2 separate regions of the Homo sapiens genome follow, and region 1 is linked to region 2. A link is an interaction called in ENCODE POLR2A ChIA-PET data of the cell type or tissue named here. Cell type or tissue: OCI-LY7. All regions are shown on one strand. Each heading gives the region's core, and the rest is flanking DNA. Links, peaks and the distances in the headings are about the cores only. Region 1 has its middle 38 kb from the start of UBE2E1. Region 2 overlaps UBE2E1 (ubiquitin conjugating enzyme E2 E1).

Region 1 (2,918 bases), core at 269-2,768, 49 kb before region 2:
GTCTCAATCTCCTGACCTCGTGATCTGCCCGCCTCGGCCTCCCAAAGTGCTGGGATTACAGGTGTGAGCCACTGCGCCTGGCCCTTTTTCTTCTTCTTTTTGAGACAGTCTCACTCTGTTGCTCAGGCTAGAGCGCAGTAGCACAATCACTGCTCACTGCAGCCTCTATCTCCAGGCTCAAGCAATCCTCCTACCTCAGCCTCCCAAGTAGCTGGGACTACAGGTGTGCAGCACCACTCCTGGCTAATTTTTTTTTTTTTTTTTTTTTAAGTAGAGAGGGGATCTCATCATGTTGCCCAGGCTGGTCTCGAACTCCTGGGCTGAAGCTATTCTCCTGCCTTGGCCCCTCAAAGTGCTGAAATTGTAGGCATCCCACAGGCCAAAGCTTTGTCTGAGATGAGAGAAAGCCTGATCCTGAGCCTGGCAGTCCTCCAGAAACAGTGCATCTCAGAGATCCTTGAACTAACATCCAGTCATGCAAAACGATATCTTATAGTCTCTCGTCTCTCCAGGAGGTAGATTTCCCCCTTTGTCCTTTGTCTTCCTTTCTTTTTCTTTCTTTTTTTTTTTCCGAGATGGAGTCTTGCTCTGTTGCCCAGGCTGGAGTACAATGGCGCTATCTCGGCTCACTGCAACCTCTGCCTCCTCAGTTCAAGTGATTCTTCTGTCTCAGCCTCTCGAGTAGCTGGGATTACAGGCACGCGCCACCAGGCCCAGCTAATTTTTGTACTTTTTTTTTTTTAGTAGAGATGGGGTTTCACCATGGTGGCCCGGCTGGTCTCAAACTCCTGACCTCAGGTGATCTGCCTGCCTTGGCCTCCCAAAGTGCTGGGATTACAGGCGTGAGCCATCTTGCCCGGCCTCCCCATTTGTCTTTATTTTACTTTATTTATTTTTTAAGAGATTTTCTTCATCTGTTGCCCAGACTGGAGTGCAGTGGTGCAATCATAGCTCACTGCAGCCTCGAACTCCTGAGTTCAAGGGATCCTCCTGCCTCAGCGTCCCAAGTCACTGGGATTACAGGCATGTGCCACCACACCAGGATCCCCTTTTCCTTTAAAGCTACGCATTTGAAGTATTGCTTAACAAACTTTTCTGATCAGGAGACTCATCTGGAGAATTCACATTCCAGGGCCTCACCATAGAGTCATTGAATTAATCTCCACTAAGGGAAGCAAGAGAACTGGAATTATTTAATAAGTAGTCCCAGATGGTTGTTATAGTTAGAAAAGTTTAGGTATCTCTGCATTAAAGCAGCATTACCCAAATTTTAATAGGCCTGCCAATCACCTGGGGATCTTGTTGAAATGCAGATTCTGGTTCAGACTTCTAGGCTGGCCTGAGAGTCTGCATTTCTCACAAGTTCCCAGGGAGTACCAAGTGGCTGGTTGGGGGACCACATTCTCAGGAGGAAGAGGAACTAACAATGGTGTGAACCGAATGTAGAGGCCTTAGTTATAATCCTCATTCATTGTCTATCAGTGCTTTATGACTTTGCAGAACTTTCACACTCGTATCCTCTTTTAACCATCAAAACTAGCAATCAGGCAGACTTCTGTAAGGAAAATTGCAGTTTCCCATGGATGCCCATTTATAAAAGGGAGACCATGCTCACTCATGCATGTAGTCAACAAATGGATTGTGCACCCATAGAGCTGCTAATGATGCCCCCAAAGGGGAAGAGAAAGGCTGGGCACATGGGTTCTCTCCACCTGCCCAGGGCTGGGTTTCTTATTATGGAAGTGCTTTAATAGCACTTTTAAACTGTGTCATCCTTTACAAAAATTTTCACTCTGGAAACTTCCATTAAGCTGCCTATGCCAGTCATTCTAACCATCTGAGTTCACACGCAGGTCTGGCCTGTTGGATGAAGCTCACTCATCACTTCCCTACTTTTGTGCACTTAGGTGTCCTTCTGCCTGAGTATGCACATACTAATTTTTTTTTTTTTTACTTTGAAATAATTTTAGACTTTGAGGAGAGTTGTAAGAACAGTACAAACCATAAAATGATGCAGCCACTTTAGAAAACAATTTGGTAGTTTCTTTAAAAGTTAAATATACATTCACCATATGATACAGCAATTTCACTCCTAGCTATATACCAAAAGAATTAAAAACAGGTGCTCAAACAAATTCTTGTATGTGAATGTTCATAGTAGCACTGTTCATAATAGCCAAAAAGCAGAAACAACCCAAGTGCCCATCAACGGATGAATGAAAAAACAAAATAGGTACATTTGTACAATGAAATATTATTCAACTATAAAAAGGAATGAAGTATTGATGCATGCTACAGTGAGGATGGAACTCAAAAACATGTTAAGTAAAAAAAGCCAGACACAAAAGGCCCCATATTGCATGATTCCATTTATATGAAATACCCAGAATAGGTACATCCATAGAGATAGAAGATAGCTTGGCGGTTGCTAGGGACTCATGGGAAGGGGAAATGGGACATGACTGTTTAATAGGTCTGAGGTTTCCTTCTGGAGTTCGTAGAGGTGGTAGTTGCACCACATTGTGAATGTTTTTTGTTTTTTGTGTTTTTTTTGAGACGCATTCTCACTCTGTCACACAGATCGTGCAGTGGCGCGATCTTGGCTCATTGCAAGCTCTGCCTCCTGGGTTCATGCCATTCTCCTGCCTCAGCCTCCTGTGTAGCTGGGACTATAGGTGCCTGCCACCACGCCTAGGTTTTTGTATTTTTAGTAGAGACAGGGTTTCACCCTGTTAGCCAGGATGCTCTTGATCTCCTGACCTCGGGATCTGCCCGTCTCAGCCTCCCAAAGTGCTGGGATTACAGGCGTGAGCCACCACGCCCAGCCATGAATGTATTAAAGGTCACTGAATTGTACACTTTAAAATGGTGAATCTGACCAGGCATGGTGGCTCAAGCCTATAACCCAATACTTTGGG
Region 2 (2,918 bases), core at 242-2,741:
TGGTAATGGTAATGAGATGTCAGTTCAGAAGTCCCAGGCTGCTCATCATGGTTCACAATGGAAAGAGATCCTTTTCTTGCAACAGTGGAGTGTTACATACCTCGTCCAGGTTCAGCATGTTTTAAATGGTTGTTTGGGTATAAGAAATAGGTTCAGCAGAAGTCATCCTTTATAAAACCCTGTATCTTATGTGCTAAAAAGTATTCTTCCTTTTAGCATCTTTCATTTATCTGATGTTACTAAATGCGTTAAGGATAGAAGTGTGACTTAAACATCTGAATGATGTTTAGTTTCACCATTGCAGTGTGTATACCTTTATGCATGTAAAGGCAGTGTTGAAAAATTGTGACAACCAGGAGACTGGGGTTTCAGCACGATCAAAACAGCACCCATACTAGGGTCAGGCTGTTGGGAATTAGATCATCACTGGGGCCTTTCCTATTAGAGAGGAAAGAAACCCTATCTGGAGATGAATTGCCTTTCAAATGAGCAGGAAGTCTTGTGGCGGTTGTGTTTACCAAAAGACTATATCTGGATTGTAAAACTGTACTATTGTTATTCCTCAGAAAGCTAAACAGAATTACCGTATGACCCAGTAATTTTACTGCTATCTATGTACCCTGAATAATTAAAAACAGAGGCTCAAACAGATAACCTGTATGTCAGTATTCATAGCATTATTCATAGTAGCCAAAAAGTGGAAAAAACCCAAGTGTCTGTCAACAGATGAGTGGATAAACAAAATTTGGTTAATCTATAAACTGGAATATTCATCTATAAAAAGGAATGAAGTTGTGATGCATGGATACAACATGGTTGAACCTTAATGTTATACTAAGTGGGCTGGGCGCAGTGGATTACGCTTGTAATCCCAGCACTTTGGGAGGCTGAGGCAGGCGGATCACGAGGTCAGGAGATCGACACCATCGTGGCGAACACAGTGAAACCCCGTCTCTACTAAAAATACAAAAAAATTAGCCGGGCATGGTGGCGGGCACCTGTAGTCCCAGCTACTCAGGAGGCTGAGGCAGGAGAATGGTGTGAACCCAGGAGGCGGAGCTTGCTGTGAGCAGAGATCGCACCACTGCACTCCAGCCTGGGCAACAAAGCGAGGCTCCATCTCAAAAAAAAAGGTTATACTAAGTGAAATAAACTAGAACCAAAAAGACAAATAGCGTATGATTCCACTTACATGAAATACCTAGAATAGGCAAACTCATAAGGACAGACAGTAGATTAGAGGTTTTCAGGGACTGAGGGGAGGGGAGAATGGGGAGTTATTTCTTAATGAATACAGTTTCTTTTTGAGGTGGTGAAAGTTTTGGAAATAATGGTGATGGTTGCGCAATATTGTGAATGTAATTAATGCCACTAAATTGTACACTTAAAATGGTTAAAATGGCAAATTTCATGTTATATATATTTTATCACAATAAACAGTTATACCACTGTTAAAATATTAATCAGTATTTTGAGAAAAATGCTTATAGCTTAGAAGGCAATACTCACAGTTTTTGGGGATTCTTGTTAAATTCCTGTCACAAACTTTGAGGGCCTGTTATAAATGAAAAGGCACAAGCTGGGCATGGTGGCTCACGCCTGTAATCCCAGCACTTTGGGAGGCCAAGGCGGGTAGATCACCTGAGGTCAGCAGTTTGACACCAGACTGGCCAACTAAAAATACAAAAATTAGCCGGGCGTGGTGACGCGCGCCCGTAATCCCAGCTACTTGGGAGGCTGAGGCAGGAGAATTGCTTGAACCCTGGAGGCAGAGGTTGCAGTGAGCCAAGATTACGCCACTGCACTCCAGCCTGGTTGACAGAGTGAGACTCTGTCTCAAAAAAAAAAAAAAAAAGAAAGAAAAGAAAAGGCACTGCCTTCAAGGAGTTCATAATCTAGTCAAGATGTTAAGACATGCACACACATATTTTGAATGGTACTTGGAAATATAAATATTATTTGGAAAATAATAAAATGCAGATATCATGTTATAAAGTTTCAGAGGAGTGAGAGATTACTTTGACTTGGGTTTGAGGGATTGTGGCTGGAGTACTTAGTGATCTGGGAAGGCTTCATGGAAGAGGTGAGAAGTGGGGTGGGGAAGAATAAGGGATATTCGTGATGGAACAGTGTAAGCCAAGACAGCAGAGGGAAGACAGAAAAAGGGCACTATTGGGCAGAAGTGAGTAAAAGCTGTGTCTAGAGAGGAAGAAACATTAGTGGGAGAATAAATAGTAATAGATAAAGCTTGTGTTCTTCAGTGTCAGGCTAAGTCTTTAAATTTTATTATGTAGATGCTGGAGAATCATTAAAAACCTTTTGAGTAGGGGCTGTCATTCAGATAGAGTTGGCTATCTGGATAGAGACAGAGTAAGGATTGAGTGGAGCTTGGTAGGAACCAGGAGACTTGGAGATTGCTACAGTAGTTAAGGTGGAAGGTCAAGAGGGTCTGGGGTGTAAGTGGTGGCCTTCAAAGTGGAGAGGAAAGAGAGGTAGAAGACAGTAGAATCCATAGAACTTAGCCACTGATTTCGATATGGAGGACTTGAAAAGGAGTCGGGTTCTTCTGGGTGTTGGGGAAGTTGGTGGTGCATTAACAGAAATAAATAAGGCAGGAGGATGAACTGGCTTGAGGGAAAAAGGTTTTGTTACTTGCTTCGTTGATCACATGCAATGCTTAGCATGTTGCTGCCACTTAGTAGGTCCTCAGTAAATATTTGCAGTTTGACTATATATTTGAGTTTATTATTAAATCAGTCATTGAACTCCCAGATCTACATGGCCTACTTTTAGATTAGATTAGACAAATTAAATAGATTATAAACTTCCTAAAAGGGAAGGACAATGATTTCTGTCTTTGATTCTGACCCTACATGTTCTTCCCAACTGCTTTAGTTTGACGATTTTCACAGCTACAG

What was found. ChIA-PET counts read pairs that join two places held together with the same protein. Peaks named below come from ENCODE experiments on the same cell type or tissue, not always from the same donor. Only the 100,000 strongest peaks of a DNase experiment are listed, where the experiment ranks them.
Region 1: POLR2A ChIA-PET joins it to region 2 with 7 read pairs; 6 of 35 experiments call an interaction of 5 or more read pairs at or near these places.

Annotation. Positions count from the first base shown.
Region 1 is chr3:23,766,326-23,769,243 of GRCh38, forward strand. No RefSeq gene overlaps it. Among named protein-coding and RNA genes, the nearest start is that of UBE2E1, 38 kb to the right of the region's middle. In OCI-LY7, for the core only: no CTCF peak of the experiment used is centred there; a DNase peak (open chromatin) is centred at 1,396.
Region 2 is chr3:23,815,584-23,818,501 of GRCh38, forward strand. The region is part of intron 3 of UBE2E1 (ubiquitin conjugating enzyme E2 E1); the gene reads left to right. Among named protein-coding and RNA genes, the nearest start is that of UBE2E1-AS1, 10 kb to the left of the region's middle. In OCI-LY7, for the core only: no CTCF peak of the experiment used is centred there; no DNase peak of the experiment used is centred there.